Linked DNA regions of Mus musculus: regions 2, 3, 4 and 5 are each linked to region 1. A link is a loop called in an ENCODE intact Hi-C map of the cell type or tissue named here. Cell type or tissue: left cerebral cortex. All regions are shown on one strand. Each heading gives the region's core, and the rest is flanking DNA. Links, peaks and the distances in the headings are about the cores only. Region 1 holds the start of Opcml (opioid binding protein/cell adhesion molecule-like). Region 2 has its middle 18 kb from the start of Spata19. Region 3 has its middle 39 kb from the start of Spata19. Region 4 overlaps Opcml (opioid binding protein/cell adhesion molecule-like). Region 5 has its middle 27 kb from the start of Spata19.

What was found. Hi-C counts contacts between places; a loop is a spot of excess contacts. Peaks named below come from ENCODE experiments on the same cell type or tissue, not always from the same donor. Only the 100,000 strongest peaks of a DNase experiment are listed, where the experiment ranks them.
Region 2: it touches region 1 in a loop (4-fold over the local background); 4 of 42 quality-filtered maps call a loop at or near these places.
Region 3: a loop joins it to region 1, with 2.3 times the contacts of the local background. A loop is called at or near these places in 2 of 42 quality-filtered maps.
Region 4: a loop joins it to region 1, with 4 times the contacts of the local background. A loop is called at or near these places in 5 of 42 quality-filtered maps.
Region 5: a loop joins it to region 1, with 4 times the contacts of the local background. A loop is called at or near these places in 4 of 42 quality-filtered maps.

What each region holds. Positions count from the first base shown.
Region 1 is chr9:27,789,941-27,796,027 of GRCm38, reverse strand. It overlaps Opcml (opioid binding protein/cell adhesion molecule-like), which reads right to left and starts at 4,729. Exons shown (of 8, transcript NM_177906.5): 1 at 4,582-4,729. The coding sequence starts at 4,642. It overlaps Gm39314 (a long non-coding RNA gene), which reads left to right and starts at 4,959. Exons shown (of 3, transcript XR_870601.1): 1 at 4,959-5,042. In left cerebral cortex, for the core only: a CTCF peak has its summit at 2,856; DNase peaks (open chromatin) are centred at 2,739, 3,687, 4,760 and 4,979; H3K4me3 peaks cover 3,990 bases; H3K27ac peaks cover 2,515 bases.
Region 2 is chr9:27,411,624-27,417,710 of GRCm38, reverse strand. No RefSeq gene overlaps it. Among named protein-coding and RNA genes, the nearest start is that of Spata19, 18 kb to the right of the region's middle. In left cerebral cortex, for the core only: a CTCF peak has its summit at 3,590 (motif pointing left); a DNase peak (open chromatin) is centred at 3,482; H3K4me3 peaks cover 242 bases.
Region 3 is chr9:27,432,712-27,438,798 of GRCm38, reverse strand. No RefSeq gene overlaps it. Among named protein-coding and RNA genes, the nearest start is that of Spata19, 39 kb to the right of the region's middle. In left cerebral cortex, for the core only: a CTCF peak has its summit at 3,805; DNase peaks (open chromatin) are centred at 923, 1,288 and 3,780; H3K27ac peaks cover 707 bases.
Region 4 is chr9:28,244,749-28,250,835 of GRCm38, reverse strand. All of the region lies in intron 1 of Opcml (opioid binding protein/cell adhesion molecule-like), which reads right to left. Among named protein-coding and RNA genes, the nearest start is that of Gm39313, 150 kb to the left of the region's middle. In left cerebral cortex, for the core only: a CTCF peak has its summit at 2,822; DNase peaks (open chromatin) are centred at 2,581 and 2,962; H3K27ac peaks cover 796 bases.
Region 5 is chr9:27,421,214-27,427,300 of GRCm38, reverse strand. No RefSeq gene overlaps it. Among named protein-coding and RNA genes, the nearest start is that of Spata19, 27 kb to the right of the region's middle. In left cerebral cortex, for the core only: a CTCF peak has its summit at 2,618 (motif pointing left); a DNase peak (open chromatin) is centred at 2,593.

The DNA.
Region 1 (6,087 bases), core at 337-5,336:
TGTCCAGTAGGAAACAGGAGGCATACAGAATTGGAACCCTTTTTACAGGCTGGCACATTGAGACCTGCAGAACAAACTAAATGCTCTGACACATAGTATGTAACTTCTCAGCTTTCAGCGTGCACAGAAGCTGGTGTGGAGATCCACTGAGTAGAAAACTGCCCACAGACATGCTGCCCCATGAAGCTCAGATGCCAGGCTGAAGCTGTAAGCATACGTGATGTTTCCAGTGGCTGACACAAGAGATCCAGGCTCTAGAACTGCCAGACCACAAGCACAAACAGGTGTGGGCTACTTAAGGCATCTCCTACATGCTCCAGGCTTTGGGGCTGTGGCTGAGGGTGCCACATGAGGAAAGGAAGGAGGCAAGCATGCCTGAAGCAACAGACAAGAATCTCAGTCCATCTGGGATCACTGATTGATCTCACACTACCCAGCTCTAGGCAACTAAAACGCCAGGTATTGCCTGTCTTCTTTTAAATCCCTGCTATTGTCACTGGCCAGTACTGAATGCCACCAGGACTTGGTCTGACCTTATTAATATGCCAATCATTTACAGGGATTGAGAGCCACATGACAGCTGGGATGGGAAGGAAGTATTGGCAAAAGGGTGGTGAAACCTTTCAATAATCAGATGCCTGGACCTTGGTCCTCTCAGTGGACTCTGGGGCTTACAGTCTCCTGCTTGACTCCTCTCACACAGAGAAACAGCCCTCCAGGCTTCTCAACACTGGGAGAGGGTGGGGACAGAAATCATTAAAAATTCCTCATGTCCTTGTCTCAGTCCAAAGATCCAAGATCCTTCATAAAGTGAAATACACAAAGGAGAAAGGGGCTTGCAGATGATGAGGACAACTTAAGCCTCTGAGAATTTTCCAGCCAAGCCCAAGGCTTTCTGACAGCCAATGGTGGAAAACCTGTGTAAGATGTGACAGGTCACAAACCCAGACTCAGTCTTCATATCAGGTCTTTGCTCAGTACATGGGAGAGAAGACCCCTGAATACCTAGGAGTAAAAGGGACACACCAGAGGGAAGGTCTACATAGTAGAAAAACAGGCTTCCAGCTTAGAAATTCAGTCTTTCTCCCAACTACCTAAGACTCTGTAGAGCCTTCCCCACCCTGTCTCATGGCTATGATGCTAAGACAGGTGGAGTGAAGATGTGTTTTCACCCAATGACTGCATTTCATGGACAGCAACTTTGAACTAGACAAATTGGTCTGGAAGTCATCAGAGGGACCTAAAGTACTCAGCATTTATACATATTCCTGTCTAAGATGGACTTCACATGTTGATCTGAGCTCCTATCTCCTGGCGGTTTTGATACAAATATCCAGCAGCCTTAACTTCCAGCTCCTCCACCCTACTTACCTTCCCATCGATGCCCAGATTCAAGGTCATAAAGACTCCTGGGATGTATGATGTGGCCTAGGTTTCCCAGTGTGCTTGCATAAACAGCACACACACACACACACACACACACACACACACACACAAATATATATACATACACACACACATATATATACAGGCACTCACATAGGCACATACACGCACAAACACACACATGCACACACCACACACATACACACACACACACACACACACACAGAGAGAGAGAGAGAGAGAGAGAGAGAGAGAGAGAGAGAGAGAGAGAGAGAGAGAAACACACACAGAAATACTCTTATCAAAGACCCTAATGTCTCTTTCTACCTGTGGCAACCAACTCAGCCTCATCATTCGCTCCCTGGATGCCCAGGGTCTCAGGACTATGCTTCTCAGCGTGACATGTTGTCAACCATATCCCCTTCCCTGTCCTGTCTTGAATATGAGCTCAGTATTCTGCCCCTTGCAACTGTCTTCCCACCCTAGAAATTCTGCTTAGGAAAACAATTTATGAACATCAGTCTCCCTGGGAAGTACCAGGCAACAACAGCATTAACCTGAAAATTATTCTGAGTTGAAAAGGTGTTTTTTCGAAGAAATGAAAAGCTACAGACTGAGATAGCACGGAGGCCTAACCAGGTCAAGGTTTTGTGATCACATTAGCCTGGTTTTACCTGCTGGGAAAGTACATGGCTAACAAGCTGGTGCCAACCTCTGGGGAGGGAAGGCAGGGTTCGAAACAAAAGAAAAAAATTAAAAAGAAGTACGAAGACTTTGAAGCAAGTAAAGGATGCGAGCTATGAGGAGCCACAGGCCTTTCGGACCCCGCTGGAGGCCTTGGGTGTCTTCTTTCCCTTCTTTCCACTAACACCAACTTTTCTTCCTCCCTATTCCTGATCTCAGAGGGATGCTCAGACCTGAGAGCATCCCTCGGAGTAAGGTAGTAAAGCCTGCCTACTGGGGTAAAGGCAACCCTAGGCAGATGTTTATCTTACTCTCCCAAATAACTGCAGCTGGATTGTCACCCTCACCTCACACCCAGGCAGGGCTTGGGAAGTGCAGGTGGAAGCCCCTTGAAAAAGTCTATGGTAGAATATGACTTATAGCTGTAAGCCAGGACTCCCTGACCCCTAGTGCTTTACGGTACTAGGATATCGCTAGAGGAAAGTTTCAACCCAGTTTGTAGCTTCCTTTGGGGTGCACTGTGTCCCAAACTCAGCCCATTGGTCTTACTCACTTTCTGTCCTTAGGACAGACACAAGGGATGCAGAGACCCTGTGAAGTGCGTCCTTTACCCATCCTCACCACCCAGTCCTCAGGAAGGTCCTAACCCAAGCCCCTAGAACCACAGTGGGAGGAGCGATTAGTCTTAGTCCGTGATGAGCTTCCTCCTGAACTCTCAGGAAAGTTTCTCTTTTTGCAGAGGACCAGAAGCACCCACCTGGCTCCCTCTACCAGGCTCAAGCAGGTACTGAGCACTGGGCTCTGCCTGTGGCTTTCCCCACTCCCACTGGAACACTGGAGACCCTAGAAAAAGAAAAGGGACACCCTCCCAACTCTGAACTTGCCAGCCCCAAAAGACATCTGGGAATTTGGTTTGGAACCCATCTCTTCTCAGAGAAATAGAATTCAAAACTTAATGGGGAGGCATAAAATTTCCAAATGAATTAAAATGTATTTAATAAAGTGGTGCAACATTATACAAGGGATATCTTTTCTTTTTTAAAAAATCATCAGTTTTCTCTTTCATCCCAATAAGTTCCTTTCTTTTTTTCTAATTTTCTTTGTTAGCTTAGAAGAACTTTGGAGAATTAGGTTTAAATGAAAGGGAAGAAAACCTCACCGAGGCATCCTGAATATAAAATGAAGAATTATGTGCTTCACCTATGAACGTGAGGGTTAACAATATTGGCATTCATGTCTGTACATATGTAAGGGAATTTAGGTCTAAGCTAATGTTTAACGGAAAACATGCTATCTCCATTTGCAACATGAGGAGAGAGAGGGAAGAGAGAGAGAGAGAGAGAGAGAGAGAGAGAGAGAGAGAGAGAGAGAGAGAGAGAGAGGAAGAAATGCCCCCTAAAGGGTGAGGTTTAGTGTGGAAGACCCAGAGACCCTTTGATGCTGCCTAAAATGTTGGCAAGCCTTCCAAGCCCCTTCAGCATTGTGTGAAAGATGCCTGCAGGCATGGTCCTCTGCTTGCAGAAGGCTCTGAAGCAATTACCAACCCTATTAAGATGTGCGGGAGTCTGCAAGGAGTCTAGCAGGCTGACTGGGGAGGGTTGCGAAGGTTGCCTTGAAGCATCTTACCTGGGTCACTGCAGACTTGGTCTGCCCAAACAAGTAAGTGCTGTGAGAAAGAGCACTGCATTAACATCTCTGCCCACCATTGGGACTCTAGCAACCCTCCACTGGGATTAGATTTCCCAACATTCGCCCGGCTTGGACCAGATCAAATCTACTAGGGAAAATTTATGTCTCTGCTGTGATGTGATGATTAGGAAGGAGAAAGTGGATTTCAAAGGCACAATCTGCCCATTTGGTGGAAGGATAAAGAAAGGACAAGAGGTGGTGGAAGGATTGTGTTAAGACAAAAAAAAATGCAGTAGAGAAAAATTCGTGAAAGAATGAGAAGGCAAACAAGGAGGTAGGGATCTGCAGTGGGAATCAAGGGAAGGGTTCAGAAGGATGGAAAAGAAGAGAGGAGAGAACGTTGGGAAGAGAGAAAAAAAAACAGGAAGGGGGGAAGAAAAAAGCATAGGAAACAGAGACGCAGAGATTACTACATTCAGAAAAACAGAGACCAGTACTGAGCGGGATGCCAGTTCCTGCTGCAGGTCCCGACAGCAGCGCTCAAGAAGGCTTTTGCGCCCCGGAGTTTAAGCCCCTCTTCTGTCACCCTTGGGACCACAGCTGGTCAATGCCAGTTGTGCCTTTCACAGAACCAGCAGCGCCTTGCAGCACGGTGCGGATCTCGAACCCAGCTCTCCCGAGAAGGGAGCAAATCGCTTGCTGTGGGCATCTGTCTGCCTGAGAGCCAGCTAGCCAGTGAGTGTGTGTGCACACGCGGCAAGCCTATCTTACTCACATGCCTCTTACACTCCCTCTTTTCCTCCTTGCCTCTCCCTCTTCCCCTTCTGCCCTAGCAGCGGCATCATTGCTCAGAGAGAGAAAACACCCTTCTTTGCTGGGTACCTGGGATGAAGAGCAGGGCAGTGGTGGCCGAGAAGACGATCCAGTAGGCGGGATGGTACATCTCGAGGCTGTGGTGCGCGGCGGCCCGGCTAGCTCCTGCTGGTGCTGCTGCTACTGCTGCTGCTACCGAGGCTGCTTCCTCTGTGCTGAATTCTGAGCAGGTTTAAATCCAATGTTTGCAAAGGGAGGGAGAGAGCAGAAGAGAGAGAGAGCGCGCGAGATGGGAGCAGGCAGACAGCGTCTCTGATTTTTTTTCCCCTTGCACATACACACAACTGCTAAGAATCATTAGCACCAATCTTCACTGGGCGCACAGCAGACCACCTCCAAGCCACATATTGGCTCCACTCTCCTGAGCGACACCGGGAGACTTTCCTGTTGGGAAGGCTCCACTCCGAGGGGAGTTGAAGCCTGTCCCTTGCGCACCCCCCTCACCGCGCAGCAGTACTGCTGGGATCTGTGTGAGTATGCCAGTGTGCTTCGCATGGGCACACCCGCTCCTGGGTGGGCAGCAGGAGGGGTCTAATGCCCTTTCCTAAATCTTACCCCAGCAGGTCTCGGGACACAAGGATCAGGAAAGGGCTGCTTCCTGGCAGAAATTGACTAATGCTCATGCCAAGACCTTATCATTCCTTCTTCCTGGTCTCCAGCCCAGGATGCAGCCAGAGCTTTGCTCACAGGCTGCTCAAAGGCATCAAGTCCCCATCCCGCCAGCAAGAGTACTTGAAAGCAGCCTAACTCCCCAGCTGGAAAATGGACATGTTCAGGTTTTTTTTTTTTTTCTCATCAAAGATACAGGGAATCTAATTTGAGCCAGCTCCCCCAAATTAGAGCATTAGGGAATTCTACCAAGACAAAACCCCAAACAATTGCCATGATCCCAGCACACTTAGATAGGGACATCCAGATTAGGTCTTAAGGAAGAAGAGACTTGCAGAAGTCCTCAGAAGAAGGCTCACAGCCATGCCTGTGACTTTGACCTTTCTTTTCTTTTCCTTCCTTCCTTCCTTCCTTCCTTCCTTCCTTCCTTCCTTCCTTCCTTCCTTCCTTCCTTTTCCTTTCTTCTTTCTTCTTTCTTCTTTCTTTCTTTCTTTCTTCTTTTTTCTTTCTTTTTTCTTTTCTCTCTTTCTCTCTCTCTCTTTCTTTCTTTCTTCTTTCTTTCTTTCTTTCTTTCTTTCTTTCTTCAAAAGATTTAAATAAAAAAAAAGTTGCAGGCTGCTCACCTGAAACAGAGGGCCAGCCATCCTTCACCTCCTTCAATGGCCAATGACTGACGGGGGAAGAAAAGAGAAGAGGCTTGAGTGCCTAGGGAATAATAATCTTTCTTTCTTTCTTTCTTTCTTTCTTTCTTTCTTTCTTTCTTTCTTTCTTTCTTTCACCATGATCCAATTTGCATCTGTGTAATCATAGTTTATAGGAACACTACAGAAGGCAGCCAAAACACACTCTATCTGTCCTCCCTGGAATGTGAATTGCACACTGCTGCATGGCCCCTGAACTCTGTGA
Region 2 (6,087 bases), core at 532-5,531, 380 kb after region 1:
GTGTGGACTAAACAGTTGTCAATAAACAAGGGCTCTGAATTAATGCAACCAAAGGTTCCATAACGAGATGTTGCTTATGGCCAGAAATGACCAACTGCAATGGAGAGAGCCAGGGTGTCCAGACAGCACCTGAGATAAAATTCAGGTTAGGAGAAGGAGAGTTGGCCTCATAATCAAAAAATAGTAGTCAGTCACCAGTAGCCAGCATGGAGTGGCTGGGGAGAAACCTTTCTCAGAAGGATAATTCCCCAGTCTTTGAAAGCCTAGTTGTATGTGCAGGAAGTCCACCTATACTCTCTTCCTCTCAGTCACAAAGGATGGAGGAGGGGAGTGGGATATCTTAATGGGAAAAGTGACATTGAAGATAATGTGTAAAGACAAAAAAAAAAAAGTCCATAGAGAAGGCAGAGAGAGCAGGATGCATGGTGGGTATTATCAGGTAAACAGATGAGTAGCGCAGGTGTGGGTAAGAGAGAACCCAAAATGGAGTCTCTGCCAAAGCTTTGCACCCAGGTTTGCTCCGAGTCTTCTGTTCCCTTGTAAGGAAGGTTGTCGGGTTCATCCCTGGCTATAAACAGCAATGTCAAAGGAATCACTCTACAAACAGGCACCGTAACTGTCTGGGGAAAACCACTTTGCACTGCCAGAGTTCCTGTCAGGGGAGCTTGCAAGCTTGGTCACACCTGGGACAGAATGGCATTCAGGGAATGAAGCACAGTACAGAGACACTGAGTGGGGTATAAGGCTAAGTCATGAGAAGGTATTAGGAATACAGACAGTGAGTAGTGTTAGCCTGAGTCTGGGGATGTAACGGGCAACTGTTTGGCCTTACAGTGTGGTAGCTCAGGCTGCCCCGAGTCATGCAGACTTTACTGAATACCCTTTAGAGATGACAGGACCCAGACATCACTCCACAGAGACTTCCAAGGCCATGCACAAAAATGGAGGAAAATTAAACATAAGAAATTACATTAAATATATGGACTATGGAGTACAGAGATGAATTTGCAGCTTGTTAGAATGCTAGGAGTGATGAGGAAAGATAGCAGACTTCAAACAGAGGGCACATAGTGTAGGTTGGGACTTAACACTGAGTAGAATGTTCAAACAGAGTGGGGGTTGGTGGGGCGCTAACCAAAGATGTACACAGAGTCCCAGGAGAGAGCAAAAAGTCACCAGGCAAGGCTCAAGCCGTGGCGGTGACAGGGCCCTCCCTCCCAGCTGCCTTGCCTGGGGCAGCCACAGGGGTTAGAAGAACTCTGGAGACAGCATGTCACCACCTAAACTCTCTCCAGGATGTACAGAAGCAGCCAAGCATCGTGACACACTGTTGTACACAGTGCCTGCCCTCTGACAGCATGCTGCGGGAAGAGAGGCACTACTTGTATAAATGGTACTTGCCAGTCACCTTCTGGGATTGAAATGGGAGGAGTCTAAGATCTGGTCGGCTAAATTCAATTTGAAGACAGGCAGGAGACCAAACAGCTCTCAGAGGGAGAAACAGAGCAGAGTTTCACATCAAGGTTTTGGCCAGGCCCACCAAGCAGGAGAGGAAATGGAGATATTAGTCAAGGCATGAGGCTTTTCCCTCCTCTAGCCTCTACCTGCACACTGTCAGGATCAGCTCTAAGTGGAGGGACTCTCCAACAGTCTCACTGTCCAAGAGATAAACTGAGGCCCACTTGCATGTTCTCCCTGGAGAAAAGGGATTCCGGGAGAGAGGTTGTACCTAGCGTGCAGTAAGCACCAGCTTTTCTGAGCTAGAGTGTTTCTAGCACCTCAACTACCATCACAGCAGCATTACCGTCTCCAGGCCCAAAGGAGTCAAGAGCCTAGACCATGTTCAGAGCAAGAGAAAGGTGGAGCAGCCTGGACAGTTCCTGCTGCTTCTGTCTCTTCACCTGTGTCCCCACATGGCTCTCCAGTGTGTAGGACCATGGCCCTAAGGAAGCAGAGTAGTACAAAGTCAGGGGGAAATGTTTTGTGTATCCTTCGCTCCACAAGGTGTTAGTAGATCCCTAGTGTAATGAAATGTGTGCGCACAAATACATGCTATGCATATGTCTACAATGTGAATGGATGTGTGTGTGTGTGTGTGTGTGTGTGGTCTCCATCCTGCAGGAAGCAGAGAGCAGAGTCAACTCCCTTGAGGAAGAACGAAAGAAAAGAAGGTGGAAACCTAAAGGCTTTCAACAATGGAGAATGGGCAAGTGGGTTGGGATGGGAAGGCTGGAATCGGCTCAAGCAGAAAGCTCACAAGGCACCTCTAGACCGAGTTAAATCCACAGTGTTTCTTTGTAGTTCTCTCCCTTTGCTAACTCTCCTGGACCACAATGCAGCAGAATACCCAGGGTCCCTGGCAGAAAGAATGGAGGGATGGGAATCAGAAGCAGTGGACTGTCCTGTGGGCTCAGGGGTTAAAGGTGCCATAGAGCAATACATCCTTCCAAATGCCCTCTGATCCCAACTGTGGCAGCACTCTTGGTTCCTGTACTCCTGAAGGAGAAGAATTTCTACAAGGACACAGACAACACTAGCAGCCAAAATTTACTTACAGCAAGCACAAAAGTGCAATTGAGCTGGTATATGCCAGAGAGAGAACCAGCCTTGCCCAGTATCTTCAGTGCCATCTCCCTTGAGGTTAGGATTGGTCCTTCCCTGCCCTACGGCTGTGGTCCAAGATGCTGCCCCCCCCCTCTCTCTCTCTCTCTATATATATATATATATATATATATATATCTCCAAGGTCTAGAAATTGTGTCAGTCTGTTAACACTGAACTGAATTAAATATTGGAATGTATATTAAAGTGTAGCTATCCATAAAGTCAAGAAGTTTATGGAAGAGAAATAGAGCCAGATACTAGAGGAGGGGCTCTGTGGGAGTAGAAGCCTACTAAAACCAGATTAATCCCCCCACTAGTTCTCTTACAATTATCTTTCCCAGTGCTCCAGACCTTTCTGTTTTAACACTATCATGTGCTTTAACCCTAACAGAGGAGAATGAAGAAAAAAAAAAAAAAATGCCCCTGGCTCCCTCCCAAACCTGACAGCACAATGAATCAAGGTTGTGCCCTGCATTTTCACCAAACCCCCTCCTCACAGGGTTGGAGGCCAAAGTCTCAAAGTACTTCACCCCAGATTCTAATAAGGCCACCTAGACACAGACACAGGTTCCCAAAGTTCCTGAACCCTAGAATATGCCTCCCCACAACCTCCTCTCTGGGAATCCCACCTGGCTGGGTATGCCAATGGCGAGTCCAGAGTAGCGCGCAGCTGTAACCTGAGTCTGCGCACAACAGCCAGTGAATTCATTCCCCCAGGAGTCAGCTCCCCACAGGGCCCAGCTGAGCAGATGCCTGTGCCAGAGCGCCTCTCCGAGCCAGCAAGCAGAAGACTGCTGGTCGCTGCTCCTCCTACACCCTGAGTAAGCACAGGAACTTCCCTCACTGGAAAGGCAGGACAGAGCTGGCTGTGGACACAGATGAGAGCATGCTGGTGGCTTGGGTACCATCTATTTGTTGGGGGAAAATCTGAGCAATTTACACCCTGGGTTGGACGTGTGGCAAAGGCACTCCTGGATCGACACCGCCCTCTGCTGGCCATATGCGGCCATGACAACATCCTTTGGACTGGAACACAAACCCAGGAAGGCCAAGCTTCCCACTATGAAAGGTGGAGAAACAGCAGCCAGTCCCCCCAGCACCTCTTTCAGGAGCATACAAGCTGGACTCAAAGAAGAGGAGACACTTCCTGTACCTTTTCCAGGAAAACCCTCTGTCTTTTCATGGTTTGTATTCCTGCACAAAGCATCAGGACCAAGAAAAAAGTTGGGGTTCCTAGGAAAGAGTTTGTTTGGCTTACACTTCCACATTGCTGTTCATCACCAAAGGAAGTCAGGACAGGAACTCACATAGGGCAGGAACTTGGAGACGGGAGATGATGCAGAGACTATGGAAGGGTGCTGCTTACTGGCTTGCTTCCCCTGGCTTACTCAGCTTGCTTTCTTATAGAATCCAAGACTACCAGCCCAGGGATGGCACCACCCACAGTGGGCTGGGCCTTTCCCCCTTGATCACTAATTGAGAAAATGCCTTACAGCTGGATCTCATGGAGGCATTTCCTCAAGGAGGCTCCTTTCTTTGTGACAACTCCAGCTTGTGTCAAGTGGACACACAAAACCAGCCAGTGCGTCCCGTTCCTGGCCACGCTGGCTTTCAGATGCCAGCCAACACACTAGGCGAGCACTGTACCTCTGAGTCCATCCCTACCCCTAGAGATTATTTCCCCTAGGTATGTGTGGCTCTTTATTACTCTTAAAGACCACCATGATCTTCATTCTGAAATTTTATGGGCCTGGAAAGCAGAAACTATCCCCTTGCAGAAGGGCAAGGTTACTGTCCCACGTTGCCCAAGGCTTATGCGATTGGTTCATGGGCGTGAGGAGCAATGGCCAGCAGCCACTGCAGCTAGAAAGTGCAGTGCAAATCCCTTTCCTAAACATATATGGTTAGGAGTCACTGTGGCTGGCCTGGCCTGAGGTTTGCCAAGTGTCAGACACCTACTGTACCACTGACAGTGGTTCCCGCCCTTGGACTTCAAAAAGACTCTGTGAACCTGGATCACAGTGAGGTTGAACACCTCCTCAAGATCAAGGTACCAAGGGACAGATGAGATTCCAGGGCCAATATGTGTGTGTGTGTGTGTGTGTGTGTGTGTGTGCGCGCGTGCGTGCGTGCGCGAGCTCTCGCTCGCGTACACACACGCTACACAGTCCCCCTCAGGAAAAGGCCTTGCATGTACACCTCTGCTAGAAGGTACACAGCTACTTAAAAGCCTTCCTACAAAATAAAGCCACTGCCCTGCCTTTCTCTGGGCTGTCCCTTCTCTCACGGCAACCTCCTCACATAATCCATCCCACACTCATTATGCTGGCCTCCATGCCCAACTACACACACACACACACACACACACACACACACACACACCAGCAAGTGACGAGTGAAGGCATAAACTGCAGTGCTAGGAGAGATGAGACCCAGGATTCAAAGGAACAATGGGGAGAGGACAGCAAAAGAGATGCCAACACTCAGGCCAGAGTCACGGCCAGTGGCTTTGTCTTTCCTTGAGTACTGCCAGGAGTAGGAAGAGGGTTCTGGGATCCCCCCTGCCCTACGTGGGTATGCATCCCAGTGACAGAGCCCGCTGAAAAATTCAGAAGCTGATGGTATCATCCTCTGTGACAACCAGGGCAAGATGAAACAGGTGGGCAGGGACCATCCTCACACAGGTTCCACTTCCCTGTGGGTCACTCAGAGTTCCCCAATTCTCAGAAACACCTGACATTTTCTCTAGACTCTCTTTTCCCTCTCTTAGGAAAATGGCTTTCAGCCCTACATCGACTGCTGGGTAATTGGAAGACATATAGAAGAGCTACTGGCTTGCGTGGAGGCAGAGTGCTGCCTCCCCAGACCCTGGAAGGATGGAGTACACCTCCCTAGAGCAGTCTATGAAGTAAGCAAACACATATGCATATACACTGTGTCTCAAACCAAGCAGAACCAGTTGATGCTGTTGTGTGGAATACCCAGAGGGTGCAACAACCACTAAGCCATCTGAGAGAGCCTAGAGGGGCCTCTTGTGCCCCCATTTTGTCCACGTTACACACCAAGATGAGTTGCCCCTATAGGACCAGAGCCTGGGCCCCTCCTAATGCTTTATACTTCTCAGCCTCCATCCTCTCCTTATACATCTTCCTTGCCCATCTGTTTTGTGTGGAAGGCCTGCCTGCATACTCTCACAATCACTGGGCATCCATTCCTTCCCATGTGGCCAAACTACCCCATTTTTATGTGCTGGCATTTTACTTAGGGTTTCTATTGCTCTGAAGAGACACCATGACCATGGCAACTCTTATAAAGAAAAACATTTAATTGGGACTGGCTAACAGTTCAGAGGTTTAGTCCATTATCGTCATGGCAGGAAGCATGAAAGCATGAAGGCAGACAGGGTGCTGGAGAGGTAGCTACGAGTTCTACAGGCAGAAGCAAGAGAGAGAGAGAGAGACACTGGGCCTGGCTTGAGCTTTT
Region 3 (6,087 bases), core at 715-5,714, 360 kb after region 1:
GATTATAATCCTGGAGGCTGGGAAGTTAACATCAAAAGCCACATTTTGTGGCTTTGCTGCTATATCATTCCATGACAGAAGGCAGAAGGGAACGTGAACGCTGGAGTGAGAGATCAAACTCTTATCTTTAAGTCCCTTTTATAGTCAACACTAATACATTTGGAAGGGTGGAGCCCTGGACCTACACAGCTCTCTCATTAGGCCACACAATTCACCATAGATTCATTAGATTAAGGGTGAGAGACCATTGGAATTACTGCAAACTACAAGTTGCAACATTTGCAGAGAATCTTCTGCCCTCTTTCTCAGTGTGTCACAGTACATGGCACATAAGAAATAGCTGCTAACCTGCCAAAGGAATGAATGGATGGATGGATGGATGGATGGATGAAATCACTGACCTAGCTTTGTGGAAACTCAATGCCTTACAATTGGGAAGACGGAAAGACGGGCTTTCCCAAACTTTCACTTCTCGTTCTTGCTCAGCTCAGCTTACCCCAGCTGTGATTCATCCTTCTCCAGGAGAATCACTGGTCAGACAATTTGAAGAAATTACTATCTCCATCCTGGCCACATAAGAGTCTGTAAGTGACCTCTCATCTGTCAGTGGGGATCCAGAAACTACCAACTGCAAGTACATGCCACTGCCTCCTCCGGGTTCATCTGCTCGGCAGTAGCTTCACTGAGGGTCACTAACTATAACACATGGCCGTTCTGCACTGCAAGCCATTCCATTGTGCCCAGGATCCCCATTCCAACGTTCCATTTGCTTCTAAAAATTCCCTTCCCAGACATCACACTGCCTCTGCTGAGCTGGCCAAATGCCCAGTGAAGTCCTAGGCTTCCTTAGCACTGTGAGCTCTATTACAGAGAATTAACAAGGAGCTAAAACCCACCACCATGTGTGCATGTATAGACACACACACGCACGCACACACACACACACACACACACACACCAGAAATGGATCCTGCTCGCTTCCCTATCTTTAGGGCAGTTTCTACCTCCAAGTCCTCCAGTCTTGGCAGCAGCCTTTGCCTTTGGGAGAAAGACAAGCAACTTTAGAGTGATATGGAAATCTCTCCCTAAACATTTGCAAGCCTTGCAGGACTTGGAGGGGTCCCAAACCCAACTCAATCAGCCCTTTCTCCCCTACATTTGCTGCCTCCAGCTGAGACCATCTCATACAGTGGAGCCCAGGAATGAGGGGGACCTGATGACTCTGTTGAGGCCCTGCCCACAGAAGTCACCTCCAGAAAGTGGGGGAGGGTGGGGAGAGCCTGAACGGAGCCAGGCCTGGGACAGCTGCCATGCCAGGCTTGCTTTTAACAGAGGCTTCTGCCTGCACTGAGAAGGGCTTTTGGCGAAAATGCAACTTTACACAGCAAGGAAGTGATGGTGCGGTGCCGGCCTGTGAGCCCTGTTCCTGGGCCTCTAAAGACTGAAAACATTCAACCTCTCCCTGTTTGGCTAGGAAAGCCCTAAATCCCCCCCTTGCTCCTCGGGTTAATAAATGATGTTTGCAACTGGATACAGGGATGGGAGTTCTTTCCCTGTCTTCTACCCATAGAAACCTAATTGAGCAGCAGTCATTGATCTGGTCCTCGGATGAGACAATGAAATTTCAAAGGATTCTTAAAGAGAAGAAAGCCTTCAGCATATGGGCCCGTATGCACTGAGAATACAATAGCCCTGTGTATAATTGCATCTCTCCCAGCAATAGGAGGATCAGAAGCATTTGTGACAGGGAAGCAAGCAGAAGACAGGAGACAGAAGAATGAATGTAAGGATGAATGGTGACTGTGAAGTCTATGCAGCAGCTACTTGTTGATTTCTGGCGTGCGCGCGCGTGCGTGCATGTGTGTGTGTGTGTGTGTGTGTGTGTGTGTGTGTGTGTGTGTGTACATGCAAGCTCACCCACATGTGCATGGTGGTGACTTTTAGCTCCTTATTAATTCAAACTGCTAGCCTAATCGTACTGATGGTTAAACATGTACCCCCACCTGACACACATGATAAATGGTCCCATTGCCACTGTGACACACAAACCCAGAATTTTCCTAGCAAAGCCCCCACCAAATCCTGTTGTATCAAAATACAACATTAGGAAACACCCATGGGGTGCCTCTCTCCTCGGGTGGCCACTGCCACAGTCTGAAGGGCCAAGAGGCAAAAGGGTTAGAAAGCCAGCTCTCTCCTGCAAGCAACAAATTTCATGGTGTGAAATTCAGTTTTGGTTTGGGGTTTTGGTTTTGGTTTTGGTTTTCTTGTTTTGTTTTGTTTTCTGTCCCTACCCCCCTTCACTCTTGTTTTTGGAGAATTAAAGCATGGGCCTTGGAGCCAACGGCTTGTTCATTTCACTCTAGGCGGCACAGATGTGTGACTGAAGAGGAAACCCCCAACTTTGCTCCTCTCTTCCCTGGGGCAGGAGGAAGATGGAGCATGGGAGGAGCAACATGGACTCCTCAGGCTCGTGAGGCCAGAAATTGTTGCTTATGAACTGCACGTGTCACCTGTGTGACCTGCTGTGTTTATCAGGGTCCTTGTGGGCAGATGGGGAGCAGGGGAGCGAGCGAGCAGGTGGGGAAGTATAACACTGGAAGCCACAGAGTTACAAGAACAGAACGTGGAAACCATGTTTGCTGATTCCCCCCGCTGGTAAATGATACAAAATCCTCATGAATTATACAAACTGTCTCGTGTGTAAACAGAGATATCATTTAAAGCAACGAAGTCATTTCTGAACTGTGCTTCGGTCCCAGTGAACTGCAGACACCCACACAGCTGTAACTTCTGATCTCCTAATTAAATCCTTCCTGGTTCCCCCCAAAAGACTGAAAGGACACCTTTACCTCTCTATCAAGACAGTCAGCTCAGGATATATAGGAAGGCCTGTGAGCAGGGGTCAGGTACTCACAAGGTACCCTGCTCGTTCTGGCATACTGAGACCTTTCCCTTGGTCGGGGTCCATGCAGGGTCAGATCAAATGATGCTTCAGTGGCCTGGGCCCCTCTCCCCTCTAGACCAAATGTCACAGAAGCATGAGGGGCCCATTAAGAGAAAACTCTTCCCCTCTGGTCGACAGGATAAAATCTCTAGCCTAAGTAGAGACCTAGCATTCCAGTTGGGCAGGTTGATGATAAGGCTAAGGGACCAGCCCTCAGAAAAGCAGGATGGGGGGTTTGGGGGGGCCAAGGAAGGCAAGTTCACCTTAAGCCATGCTAATGAGGTAGGAGTAGTGGTTGCCCTTTACTGAGATAATGTATTTTTCCTTCCCAGAATCCCATCCATTGCACAGTAGCTTACAGGGGTACAACAGGCATGCAGCTTTGTAATTCAGCCCTCTTTCCTGAATTACTCAAAAGAAGAAATGTTAGTGTTCCTTCCCCCCACAGCCCCATCTTTCCTAAGTATGCTCTTCTAACTCTTGGTGCTTCATTCTTTCTCAAAAGCTCCACCCCACCCCCACCCCCACCCCCAGCCATGTGGCTGACCTCCATGTTGGCTTAGCTAGGACAATGTGACTGTTTCTTTCTTTGCTTCATCTTCATCCTTCGGGCAGCTGCCAAGATTTACAGCTTGCCTGCCCTGGAAGTTTGCTTTTAAAATCTAATGTGTTCCTAGGCTTCCCTTTGAGTGTGCTCTTACATGCTTTTATCAATGAGACTAAGGTTCTCAGGAGAGGACCCTTGTTTCTCCAGGAACACGGGGTGACTCTGTTGAGAGTCCCTCCAGATTTCCAATAAACTGCAGTTGCTTGTGCCGGCGGCCCTTCCTGGAGGAGAGAGCACATCACTACATGGCAGGAAGAGGGCAGCAGCTAAAACACAGGAGCATTTCACCAGCACTTTCAAAATAGGACTTCGCACCCTGCAGCACCCTGCACAGAGCTGGGACAATTCCATCTTGGCCTGCATCTAAATCTACTAATGTAGTGGGACTGCTTATGTCCTTTCAGGAAAGGGGACCATCTGGGGCCCCAGGATGCCAGACAGGAGATCAAGTACTGTTCCTGGGGACTTTTACCTTGCTGTTGTTGTTCAGGTTCGTTCAGAAGCTTTGCTGCTGCTGCAGGGTGATCCTGAGAGCTCAAGACCCTAAGGAGGACACTCAGCAGACTGAAGGGAGCACAGACAAGTTAGAACCCACATTGAAGAAGATATGGCCAGGCTAGACAGCACAGAATCTGAGCGAAAACTAAGAGCTCAAAATTACCACAGGCTCTGAGTCAGCCTTAAAAGTTGGCCAGATTGTCTTCTGAAGGGCAAGTTAGACCAGGGTGTAAGCTCCAGGATCTAGTGTCAATGGTATAGAAGAGAGGAATGGGGGACGGTGTGCGGAAGTGCTTGTCTTTATCCCAGAACTCAGGAGGCAAAGATAGAGCAGAATAGTTTGAGGCCAGCCTGGTGTGGTGAGTTCCAGAACAGTCAGGGGTTTTTCCATACTCTGCTTCAATAAAAGAGCAGGTGGTGAGTGAGAAAGAGCCTAGGAACAGGACTGTTGAGAGAAGGTAAAAGCAAAGGCTCAAAGGATCAACTGGGTCTTCCAAGGCGATGGTCACAGTAAGTAACCAGGAAATCAGGTTGATGGACTCTGGGGGAGATCCTGACATAAGGCCCAGGTCTTTCCTCCAAAAAGCCTGAGGAAGAACTGTACCAGAACACACAGAGGACATGTCATACCATGAGGCCTTTGGCCAAGGTAAGATACAAAACATCTAGAATCTTCCAAATGACCAAGGATACCTCAGAGAAAGGGGGGAAACCCAAGAGAAACCCAGCCAACGAAAAACCTGTCATGTATACTCTTAAGTAATTTTCTAATTTGTTTTATACTTTTCAGTTTCATGTTCAGGTATATTACATATTTAAAACGTTTTTTTTTTCTCCTTATTTCTAAGGCAATATATACCCTCAGGAGAAAAAATATAAGTGGTAAAAGCAAATGAAAACTTAAACTTTATGCTTTTCCCCCACTCCCCGTGATCTTCATTATTTGTATGTTGATTTCTATGCTCTATCCCTTATGTGTATACAGAATAATTATTGTCACAAATTCAAGATCATACTGTACAATCCACTTTGAAACCTGCTATTTCCACCCAAAATGCATGAACACTTTTCCACACTGCTTCTGTCTTGATCGACTGCTGTTTATGATAAATGAAATCCCTCAGAGCTAGGCATGGTCCTGGGGATTCGCTGCTTAAATCAGGAAAAGGCAGCTTGGATATGAGGGGCTAACACCTGGGAACCTTCCTAACCGTGGCACGCTCTGGGCTCAGTGTACGATGCCTCTGTGGATGACAGCCAGCCAGCCACCCACCCACCTCACCCACTCCACCTGCCTCCTCTCATTCCGAATGCATGATACCCAAATGCCCACAGCAGGCAATCAGACCACTCTGTATGTGACATCTCTGCACCACTGAAGCAATCTGCACAGCTGACAGGGGAGAGGGAGGCAGCGATTGGTGGGCCAGTCTATTAGGGAAATTGACTGACTTATAGATATTATTTCCTGTTTCTTCAAAGACTATGTCAGGAAAGCAGCCTGTGTTTGTCAAGGGGGAAACTAAAGGCTGTTTATGAAAACCTGCAAAGCTTATGTCCTGCTCACTCTCTCTCTCCTTCTCTCTAGCAGTGGAGGGGGGATCAGAGCCAGGGCAATCATTCAAGACTATGGCTCTTTCCACCAAGGTGGCTCCCCTGTCCTGTAGAGCTTTAGTGTTCTCTTCAGGACCCTCTGACCTCAAAAAAAAATAGTTGCTTCTAGTCCATTTGCTTCCAAGAAGATTCATGTGTGAAATAAACACAGCCCTGGTCCTTTACTCAACATAAAACAGCAAAAAAGAAAGGCAGGCAGGCAGGCAGACAGATGATAGATAGATAGATAGATAGATAGATAGATAGATAGATAGATAGATAGATAGATAGATAGATTAATAGATTACATATTATATAATGCATATATATACACACACACACAGAGGCGGGGAGGGAGAGAGGGGGGGAGGGAAAGAGGGAGGGGAGTGGAGGGGAGCTGTCATTTTCCATAGCTGTCTAAGGCTATTTGGAACAAAAAGGT
Region 4 (6,087 bases), core at 318-5,317, 450 kb before region 1:
CACTGATACCAACCTTTGAAAGAATTTTAGAAATATTTTCCCACAACTTCTTCCTTGAATGTCTAAACATATCTAAAACCTGTGTACATTTATTCTTTTTGATATGGACAGGTAGTCTAATATTTATTATTTTATACTTTATTTGCTTAACGTTTTGCAGGACATACTTTGCAGTTTAACAGGTATGTGTTTGGCAAATAAATTGGCTGTTTCTAGCTATATTTACACTCCAAATAATTTCCTCTACCCTGCTCTAGTCCCAAACCATTGCTATCTAAACTTGTGGGTTTCAGGAAATGAGAAATGTCCCCAGCAAGGACAGCCATTTCTTCACTTTCTGTGCTGAAGAGAGACCTACTTGGCCTTACCTCATCGAGACTTTTCATTTATCTCTGCAAGGGAGAACACACCTGCTTCTGGACTGTCATTCACAATGTGGAACAATTAGATCCTTAAGACATGGTGTGTAAAACTGTTCAAACTTTGGTCAGAAGTGTGCACGTGTCATAGAAATGCCAGCAGCATTTTGGACTTGATCTGGCTCATGTCATAATACGGACAGGTAAGGGTTATGTCCCAATGCTTAGATGAGATCTTGCATAAAACTCCCTCCAACGAGGGCCAATGAGGTAGCTTACCCTGTAAGGGAGTCACCTGCCATGTTGACTTATGATCTTCAGGGACTTCCACCCCATCCACAAATGCACACTATTGGTCGGAAAAGAACCAACATTGGAAATCTTTCCTCTAATATATAAATATATACACACAAGTTTTGGCATGCATGCACATATGTGGATACACACATACACACATAATTCATTCTCTCTCTCTCTCTCTCTCTCTCTCTCTCTCTCTCTCTCTCTCTCTCTCTCTCTCTTTCTCTCTCTCTGCCTAAATAGGTCAATAGATAAATAAATCACCTAGGGTATATGTCACCATCCACATAGCCATTCATTCCCATCGCTCAGGAAGATGCTGGAGCTCAGAGGAAGGAAGTAACCTACAGAGAGCTGAGGACTAAGCTGGTGCGCAGTGGGTAAATACATACATCCAATTCCACTCTCCATTTTATTATTTTTTTCCACTCAGGTCTTTCCCTCCCTACAGGTGAATCTGAGACACAGCTAATAGGCACTTCTGACCAGTTCTTCTGGTATCATATTTCTAAAGCTACAATGGGAAAGTTCTTTGTGACAGGGCAGCAATGGCTGCCAATGGGCAAATGGTGACACGTGTGATTCATTTTGCTGTTTATTATCCAAGCTGCCTAGAACAGGTGGGTGAAACCTTGTCTTTCAAGAAATCCGGCAAGGGAGGTAATCATTGGTTCTGGTGAGTCAGAACCAATCGCCATCAGACTTACGGCTCCCTGGAGAGAGGACTCGACCTAGTCTGGAAACTCTGAGATCAGACTCCGGGTCCATCAGCCTGCTCCAGCCATGGAGCTGATCCCTGCAACCAGTTCCAAGCTTTGTGCTTCTGGACTGTTTCTCCCACAGGCTCAGCATGGCAATTTGTTTAAATGAGAGCAGAAAGCATTCAGAGACCAAGATAGGACAACACCAGATCCCAGCCCAGTGTTGATTGAGAGCCAGATGCCTTGTGACTAAAGATATGAGTGCAGGAAGGAGAAACTATCAAAGCCAACAAAGAGAAAAGCCAGAGGGTGACTCTGTGAGCTAGGAGAGGGGGAAGACTCGCTTGAATTTCTATACATGATCTCAAAAGCTAAAGGCACAAAGGAAACTATGAATAAGTATGATAGAGTGAAAGATTTCTGTCCAGAATAGGAAATATTTTTGTATTGGACTGCATGGAAGAAAATAATTTAATATCTGAAAGCACCATAGAATTAATACTCGTTCTACAAAGACAATCTTCACATCAATAAAACCAAAAAGAAAAAAAAAAACGATGATGGATTATGGGCAAATGAAATGAACATGGGATTTAAAAATGAAACTCAGATGCCAGTGGAATACAGGAAGGGAGTCTCAGTTTGTTGGTGAGCAGGTGAGTATGAGACTGAGTCATTTTATACATAATTGGCTGGTAGAAATGGGAAGGCTGGCAGTGGCAGAGGGGACATGGAAACAACGGGAATAACAACTGTGGAAGCCGTGGTTGGTGAGTGCCTGAGCTAGCCCTTAGGTTAACTCAACTAATTCCTGTGACCTAGATTTGTCCTTTGGCATACTTTACAGCCCCAAGCTATCCTAAATACCAGAGAGCATCTCTTGCAGGGATATTTGCTGGGGTAGAGGTTGCTGGCGGGCAGGGTAACTGTACCAGTGGTGGTACATGAGGATCTAACCTTGAGGAACAGCTGCAAAGATACAGATCACAGGAGTCACTGGACAGAAGGAACTCAGCACAGAGAAGCAGGGATGCGTTGAAATGTGTGCATGGGAGATGCGGGAACAGTGAGCTCTCCACCACAGCATCACTTACCTAAGTTAGAGGAAGTAGAGAGAAGCTCACTGTTATCATCAGGCACACACAAGGAAGAGCACATGGCCTACACACAGCTGTCAGCATGCATAGCAAACAAAACAGAAGCGATGGGAACAGTGAAGGGGTGAGCAAGCCCTTGTGTGGAATCGCTGATAGGGAAAGAAATGTGCTTTAGACGCCAAACAGAACCTAGACAAGGAATAAAAAAATAAAGCCCTTATAGATTGCCTGTACAAAGATTTGGGTCACTCTCAGTGCTCATTTCTGGGCCCTTGTACCTTGTTCATCCAGCAGAGACACCCTTCAATCCCCTGGAAGAGTCCTCAGCCCAGTAATTCTTGCAGAGCTGCAATGGCTCTTCAAAGACACAAGGGGGCTCATGATGCACATGGATTTTTAATAGTGCCGCTTGTCACTCCAATTTGAGAACTAAACCCAGTACAGGCAGACACTCCCCTGCCACAAACACATCCTACTCCTCACTATCTATTCTATGCTGCCCCTTCTCTGCTGGGGGAATATGAAGTATGAAGCTGTTAGGAGTTATGAATGACAGGTTTGGGGAGAAGTCCTGAGCCACGTCAATCCTGTTATTGTGAGTGGACTGGTCTCCTTATGTAATCCTCCCTCTTGCTTTTCCTCACTTTTTATGCCCACTCCTGCCTTCCTCCACACACCCACTTCCACTTCACTGGACCCTGCTCTCCGTATGTAGATCTGCCTGTATTTCTGCCCTGACCCCTGCCTCTCCAGATGAAAACATTTGCTGCCAGAGAGCTTGTGAGTTTATTCAATAGCATATCGTAGTATCGTATGTATGTTTTGCACCCGTGTGTATCAGGGAGATGTCTTTGAACTTGATAGAAGGAAATGACCAAACCATTCCTTAGAGTTCATGGCATAGGGAGAAGGGTAGCTATCCTGACATGTGGTGACCTCTTTTTTTCCCCAGAAGCATTCAAGGCTGGATATCAGAGTGCAGAAGAGTTGATTCTATACTCAGCCTGGGTGAAGGGACCCTGCCAAGTGCAAGGGCACAATCTGTGTGTGAAGAGTGACAACAGCATCCCCACTACATGTGGCTTCCTTATTCCCTGACTCTGCTGTTCTGGGGTATATATACAGGGAAAACCATAGCGTGACTTCCTGTGACCTGCCTCCTGGGAGAAAGGACCCCCGCCTTCATCTCAGCACCCTCCAGCCAGCTCTGCCTTCCATTCTGTGGCAGTGTCAGAGCCAACGACAAGTTGAGACCTCATCATTTTTCCTTAATCAGGAACATCCTTCGAACTGGAGCCATGATGGCAGCAGTCAGTCTCAGGGAATTAACTCACCATGAAGATCATTCCATGACAGAGGCATAGTTTATCAGTTCCCACAAGCAGGGTGTAGAGGGGAAGCTAAAGGAATCCCTTAGTGGCTGTGAACAGGGCTCCCCCATAGCAGCCTGCAATAGCCTGTAGCCCCACAGTCCTGAACAGACACACTTGGTCAGGCAAGTAGACCTCGGTTTGAATCAACATCAGCACAAGGCACGGCAGGGCACTGCCCCTCTGATGCTGATGTGTACCCAGTTCCATGCCCAATCTTGTTAAAATACAGTCTCACTTGGGTCCATCCAGGGCAGATCCGGAGAATATTCATTGCAACAAGCTCCTAGATATCCCCATGTGACTGACTGTGAGCCATGGTGAGCAGAAAGGCTGGGGTCAGAGGATGAAGCTGGGTGGCAGTGACTATGTCCTCAGTGGACACCCAAAATGGCTATCCCTATGTCCTTTAGCACATATTTTTATTTGCCCCCTAAGTTGGCTTTTGTCACATCTGTGGGACATTTTAACTATGCTCCTAACTGAGAGCGAGAGGTTGGTTAGAAGGTTACCCATGGGCCTATGTTCCCTACTTGCAAAGTTTTCTTTGAATCCTTCCCTGCCGTCCAGCCAGAAGCACACCTGAGTGTGCGGTTGCTTGTTTTAAGCTGTGGAGGAACATGAGAGAACCTTGAGAATAAAGACTTAACTGCTCATATGGCCACAGAGCAGGAGGCTGGTGTTTTCTGCTCCAGTCCTTTAAAACAGCTTGCAGGTGCCTGCCCCATCCTTTCTCTGCTTATTCACTTAGGCCTGCAGGGCTGTATTCTGGGGGCTGGAGGTCTGGCACAGAATGGACTGGTCCATTCTGGTATTGTGTGGTACCCCACACCCTAGTGTGGTACTGGGAATGAGGAGAGTATGGATGCAGGGTGCTGTGGGGGAGAGGGTCATAGGACATGGGCTAGCCTTTGGTTATGCCATTATATATTAAAACAACAACAACAACAACTCACAACAGAAGGTGGTTTTGAAATAAAAGCGATCTGAAACCCAGATGCTAAATGCAGCTAGAGCCTGAAAGCCTCTTTGTAACAGCCCAGACTGGGTTTGGGACTTTGATGGGACAGACTCCTCTGGCATTCCTGATGGTAGACAGAATGTCTTACGGGGAGAAGAAGGCAGCACCAACAGAAGCTCATGCTGATGGGTTTCTGATGTGGGGCCCATGGTAACCTGCTGAGCTTTCTTCTGAGACTCCCTGGTGGCCTCTGAAGAGTTAAGCCTTGTGTTCTCATTACCTACTTCTCTCATCATGTTGCATCCTGTTTTCTTGTCTACAGGGATGCCTCCCTCAACAGACTGCAGGCTATGTGGCCAATTAACAGAGTCCTGTGTGCTCTGTGCCTATTGGACAAGCAACTTTTGTGTATGGGTGACTGATACATCTGACAGAACAACTTGAAAGGGGGAATTTTAATTGTGGCCCTTAGTTTCCGAGGTGTCAGTCTGTCATGAGGCAATGACTGGTGGGGCAGAATGGTTCATATAGCCATAGTTACTAAGAAAGAAAAAGCAAACACAGGAAGAGGCCCCAGGCCAAGACTTGGTACCCAAGGCCATACTGTCCTCTAGTCAGGCCTTGCCACCTCCTTCCCTTGTTCCCAATAATGCTGTCATATTATGAAGTCATCAACGGATTAAACCATTTCTTAGTCCAGAACCCTCATGATCTAACAGCCTCTGGAAACACCCTCATGGGCTCACCTAAAGGGGGGCCTTATTTAGCACCCTTGGGAAGCTTTCTCCCACAGGGTATCATAGTCTCCTCTGTTAAGAGTTCCATGAAACCAGAATGCTGGAACGGCAGGCCACACCAGCCCATGCTCTTGTCTCCTCTAGGAGGAGGCCTATATTAGTACTTCCTAGAGAGTCTATGTCACTCAGAACACCATGGGGAGGAAAGCTCCCCCAGAACGAAGTGATGGGCTCCTTTCTACCCCCACAGGTCAAAGAAAGCAAGAGAAGGGTGATGATGTGACCAGCATATCAGCTGACTTCAAGGACTGTATGGGTGACCTATAGGTCAGAGCTTTGGGCCAGGTTGCTGCTTACAAAGCAGCTCTCATTAACTATGACAGACAGCTCATGCTCACAAGCCTTCCACAGGGTCTGGTCTAACTCTATATCCCCAAATTCCTAAGGCCCTAGGGTTGGGCAAATCCCTTTGGAGTAAGAAATAATTTCCAAACCAGGGAGCCACAACAAGATTTACAGGAGTGATTTTCTCAGGGCACAACACACATAAGAAGCCTCTAAA
Region 5 (6,087 bases), core at 691-5,690, 370 kb after region 1:
GTGAGTGTTTCTCCGGTGCTAGTTAATGTGTTAATTAGTGTTATTAACAACCTCTGATAAAAGCAGTGTCCACTGGACCCTTCAGCATGCAGGCCCTCCGTTAAGCCCTTCATTACATACTCTGCTGGTCAATCCCAACCACGGGAGAAGACGGCTCTGCTAATGTCACTGTTTTCCAATAAGAAAGCTGAAAAATTGAAAAGTGTATTCCTTCATGACACCCATTTTGAAAAACTGGGGTGCTGGCCAGAGCCAGACATGGGGGCCTCTCGGTCAGTCTGTTTGATTTGGATTCTGATCCAGTCCCCAAGTGCCTTCCTTCAGACACTTCCAAATCACCCCTGTCGCCAGCATTCCCTGGGCATGTCTCAATATCCCTCACACTGTCTTGGGTGTCATGATACTCAGAATAGCCACGATCCCTATGGTCGCTGCAGTCCCACTGCACTAACCAAAACTTAGAAGAAAAAAAATCAGAAAATCTCTCCCTCCCTAAGGTGGTGCAGATAAATGCTGGGGTGGGCGGTGCATAGGAAGGAGAGAGCAGAAAGGCTGGAGCGGTCTGGTTTTAAGTAGGGTGTTCAGGAAGGTTCACCCAGAAGCTGACATGGGAACAAAGGTTTGAAAAGGTTAGCAAGCTTGTGCATGCCACAGAGGCTGATGGAGGGAAATCCCCTCCCCTCCTGGGCATGCTGAGCCCTATTTCACAGAATCTCAACACTTTTAGCTAAAAGAGAGTCAGGATCTGTGATGGTGGCTGGCACAGAGAGGGTACTCAGCATACGCTAATTTTCTCTCCTCCTCGCGCCATCCATTGCCTTTCTAAGAAGAAAATTTGAAAAGATTTCAGATATTTGGGTCATGCAAGGTCTGGAGTAGAGATAAAAGTGAAAGGGGGCTTTGAGGAACAAAGGCCTCCACAACCATCCTCAGCTTAGCAGAGGGACCTAGACCTGTAACAAAGATCCAAAGAAAGGTAGGGCCTCCCCTTCAGTATCTCAGAATGGGACTTCACAGGTATGGTTAGGTAAGATGACGTCATTCTGAGAATAGAGTTGGTCCCACCCTATGTGCCTAGTATCTTTGTAAAGGGGGAAATGTTTGGACATAGAGACAGGTCAGCAGAGGATGCACCATATGGAAACACTACATAGAACGCTGATGTCAGGGAAGATCAAATGTTGGTGCCAATCTAGACTCCAGGAGAACGGCAACACTCAGCTCTCCTCTACCCACCCCATCTCAGGAGGAACCACCTATGGACACTTAAAACTAAGGCCTGAGGCCTCCAGGTATCTGTTGTGGAAACCACCCCATTTCTTAGAACTTTGATATGACAACTTCATCAAAGCAATATGTTTCCCTCACCTTTGTCTGTCTCGTGGTAGCCACTATTAACCAGACAGAGAGGCATGGGAAAAAAGCAGGCAAGCACACTCCATCTCGGGAAAGAATTCAGGTGTTGATGCTAGCTTGCATTTGGAACTGATATGAAGCAAGTACATCAGACATCTACCAAGTACAGAGGGAATGAAGAACCAAAGAATCTACTGCCTGACCGGTGAGTTCCTGCAAGGGAAAAGCCCTCACCAACAGAAAGCAGACAGGGTCCTCAGGTCTTCCTCAGATGTCACCATTGAGGATGTCAGAGATGGAGTGTTCCTGAGGGTAAGGCAAAGAGTGGGCAGGACATTCTGTGATTGGAGGCTGGGTCCAGCCCAGAGAGAATCTCCCTTCCAGACAGCACATCCTCACATGACAGTTCCTGATGGTGCCATCCCTTCCAGGAACCCGCCTGCTGGGATCCCCCCAAGCTGTTGTTTCTAATGGAAGTAAATCTTGTTCCTACTAGTCTCTTATATCCTGAGGATAGATAATGTCCATCCCAGTTCTTATGGTGCCACACAAAGACTCAAGAGGAGAGACTCCCTGAAGAGCAGGTTGTGTGTGTCTGCATGAAAAGGAGGAGCCCAGTGTATGGGTGGTCACTAACCAAGAGCTTACCAGCTGCCCACCAGCACCCTGGTACCTGGCTGCTTTCCTTTGCTTCCTGGATACACAATGAGGTCACACAACTGTACATCCCCTACCTGGAATTTTGCATTCTGTCCCTTTAGTTGCCCATTATCAATTGACACCTAAAAACAATAACTGCAAATTCCAAGGAGGGGAAGTAACTTTTAAGTTTTCAATAGGCTTTATTACAGAATATTGGTGTGATTGTTATGTTTTATTGTTGTTGTCAATTTCTTACAGGGCCTGATCTTTCGATTGGACCATCATTGGAATACATATGTAAGATCCACAAAATAAACACAGTGTTTGCTATTAGCATGGCTTCCAATACTGTAAACTCTTAGATATAGGCCTTGTGAACTAGGGAGGCAAATGTATTTTCCACACTCTCTGCCCTGGTAGCATATGACCACACACATGAGCTCTCAGCCATGGAACATGGCTAGAAGGGTTAGAATCCTTTTCCAGGCTTCAAAGGAGCTCCTAGCTCTCCATCCGTCACCCACAGGAAAAAGTAGAGGCATACAGATATACAAAACCATATGGTGAAAGATCCTAAGTTCCTGAATCACCGTGGGGTGGAACGCCATCTGCTGATCAGAATATTGGGCTGTCACATAAGCAAGAAATAAGCTTCAACTACACACTCTGACCTACAAAGGTTACTTTGCCTAACTAGAGAAAAAAAATCTCAATTGACCCTTTAGCATGAGGTCCTCTGTGAAGTGTTGTTAAACAATCCTGAAAAAGAATTAGATTAGACGTCACTTCTAGAGCCAGCTTTGCCATGTGTCAGGTCCTTTGAACAGAACACATCAAGGGAAATATGTTTCCACAGTCGCCCTGCCTTGAAAACATAGCGGAGTGGTCTCAAGGGCTCGAAGCAATGGTGGTCCCCAGCCACACCTCCGCCACAGCAGAGATGCCTGGGGAAGTAGGAAGCTTCTCTCCTAGGCATTCCTGAAGGCCTATGTGTTTACCTGGAAAGATTCAATGCCTTCATGTCTTTCTGACCCACCTCCTCCATGTTTCTCCCCAAATGATGATGCTACAAAGCAAATAACATGAGCCTAACTCCCTGAAAGTCAGACCCAAGCTGGCACTTCAACCTGTCCTCCCAACCTCATCTCTGAGGGGTACTGAGAGGGGTACTGAGTCTTCTGTCATTGAAGTGCTTCAGGGCCCAATGTGGGCCAGATATCCTCCTAATGTCACCACTACGTGACTCCATTGAGTCTTATCACCCTACACTGCAGGTTCTCCTCTCATGAAGATATAAGGCTCAGAGAGAGCGATGTCATACCAGGGGGTCATATTGCTAGGTGACACAACTCGACCTGCAGCATATATCAGTCTGACTCCATAGCCCCTTGCCCAACCGAGAGCCCTCCCTGTGTTGTGCCTTCTGTCACTGTGTCAGTCCTCAGCCTTCTGCGTGTCCTTTGCTTAACCTCGCAATCTCAAAACCACATGCTAGGCACAGCCTGGGAGGTGGGCTCTGGGGCAGGAGTGGGGTAGCTCTTTATGTTGGGAGAAGGGAATTTTTTCAGACTACTTCACAGCAGTCGGGGTGGCACGTGGACCCTTGTGCCCTCCAGGAATGCTATGAGGTGCTTTGCATTTGATACCACAAGCATTCACTATGGTAACTGCACATACTGCTATGCCGAGATCTCAAACATTAACCAAGGACTGCGGGTATACCACCCTGCCTGCTGCTTTATTCCCACTTTTTCTTTCCATCTTTCCCTCCCTGCTTTGTTACTGTTCAATTTTTCATTGCATCACTGAGTTCCTGAGTCCCTTCTGCTCCCTGCCCACCTAAGAGGAGCCCTTTACAACGAACCTCTTGGATAAAGAAAATAAAAATCATCTCACCATCAATAAGAATTCTTCTATCATCTTCTCCTGTATGTCACTTAGGAGTAATAAATAAACATTTTACTGTGAGCGGATGTGCCTGATCTAAGGAACATCACATATTAAGGAGCATGGCGACATGCCTGGTTTCACTGAAAGGTCACAAGATGGAACACACACAGAGCAGCTGTCACTATCCTGACTTGATAGACGAGGAAACTGAGTCTTGCCTATAGACTGTGAGTTCATTGGAGGGAAGAGGTTGTTTCTTTTCTTTTCTCTTTTTCATTTTCTTTATTAGATATTTTCTTCATTTACATTTCAAATGCTATCCCAAAAGTCCCCTATACCCTCCCCCAGCCCTGCTCCCCAAACCACCCACTCCTGCTTCCTGGCCTTGGCATTTCCCTGTACTGGGGCATATAATCTTTGCAAGACCAAGGGCCTCTCACCCCATTGATGGCTGACTAGGCCATCCTCTGCTACATATGCAACTAGAGACACAAGCTCTGCGGAGTACTGGTTAGTTCATATTGTTGTTCCTCCTATATGGTTGCAGACCCCTTTAGCTCCTTGGGTTCTTTCTCTAACTCCTCCATTGGGGGCCCTGTGTTCCATCCAATAGATGACTATGAGCATCCACTTTTGTATGTGCCAGGCACTGGTATAGCCTCACAAGAGAGAGCTATATCAGGGTCCTGTCAGCAAATCTTTTTGGCATATGCAATAGTGTCTGGGTTTGGTGGCTGTATATGGGATGGATTCTCAGGTGGGGCAGTCTCTGGATGGTCCTTCCTTCCATCTCAGCTCTGAACTTTGTCTCTGTAACTCCTTCCATGGGTATTTTGTTCCCCACTCTAAGAAGGAATGAAGTATCCACACTTTTCTCAGAGTCCCTTCCAGGGACAAGCAAATAAGATAGCCCAGCCTTCCTTACATGCATCAAGTCGCTGTTGCAGTGCCATCTCATGGGAATGTCATAATGTCATGATGTTTTTCTCTCAGGTAGCAAGTCTGTCCCATCTCCATGGGCATAACGTCATAGGGCTATGCTATCTCCTAACTGGAGAAAATCCCTATCCCTTCTACTTCCTCCACTCCCTCCACCCCTACTCCATCCCCACAATCACTACCCAACCCCTGCCAGCGCACAGGTCCCACCCAACAGCTGCAGGAAGATCGACAACGTTCCCATTGCCCGAAGCTCTGGACCACTGCTCTTCTGGATGGCTGTGGATGATGAAGGGAAGAATTTCAGAGTTTGTAGGCAAAAGTGAACTTAGAATTGTGCTTGTGCTGTGATATCCAAGTCATAGGTGGGGACAGAGCAGAAGAGGGAGAGCATGCCAGAAAGGGAAAGAGAGCTGTCTGCTTCTGTCAGACGTGAGCTCCAGAGCAATAGAGATATACGGGTAGTTCAATTTCTGTTTGCCTGAGCCAGGGAGAAAATCTAATTAAATATGGTGTCTGAGTTTGGAGAAGACTGGATGGGGCTGGAATATAAAGTGTGGCAGCTACCCATAGATCAGAGGGCAATATTAATAAACCCACAGAAAGGGACAGCAGGATCTGCCAGTGGTATTGATAAAATGCAAAGCAAAGACAAAGCAGGCTGGGAATATTGCATGATAATGCTGATAAAAGCCACCAGCTACCATGGCCCTTGGCCTGCTGCAGGAGACTGGGGGCTCAGTTTCTCGTTTCTGCCTCCTCATCCTCTTCCCCTCGACTCTGGCCTCGATTCTGTTTCCTATCAACATGCAAACTCAGTGTCCTCGAACCTTTCCAAGAGCAACTAAAGCTGAGACAGCCGTCAAAGAGTGGGAACCAGAGGGAAACTGGGCCTCTGCTTCCTCTGAGAAACAGAACAAAGGGAGAAAGAATACGGGCTAGAGAACTTCCTTCCACACACACTTGCAGATGAGTGGCTGCATCACGGACTTACATGAAGAAGGCTGAGGACCGCCCTTAAATGACTCCTACAGAAATGCTTTTGTTAAGTTGCCAGTGACATATTGGATGTGTGCAAAGTTTCCCAATCCGCTGACACTTTCAAAGCCAAAATGGAACATTTGTTATTTTGGGAGGGAAAAAAAAGAGTAAGAAATCCTTGGAAGTGTGAGAGTGTAAGCCAATGGGGTTTGGTCGTGAACATGACAGGTACCACTATGTCCAGACTCTTCTGGCTTACTAACAACTATGCCTTGGGAA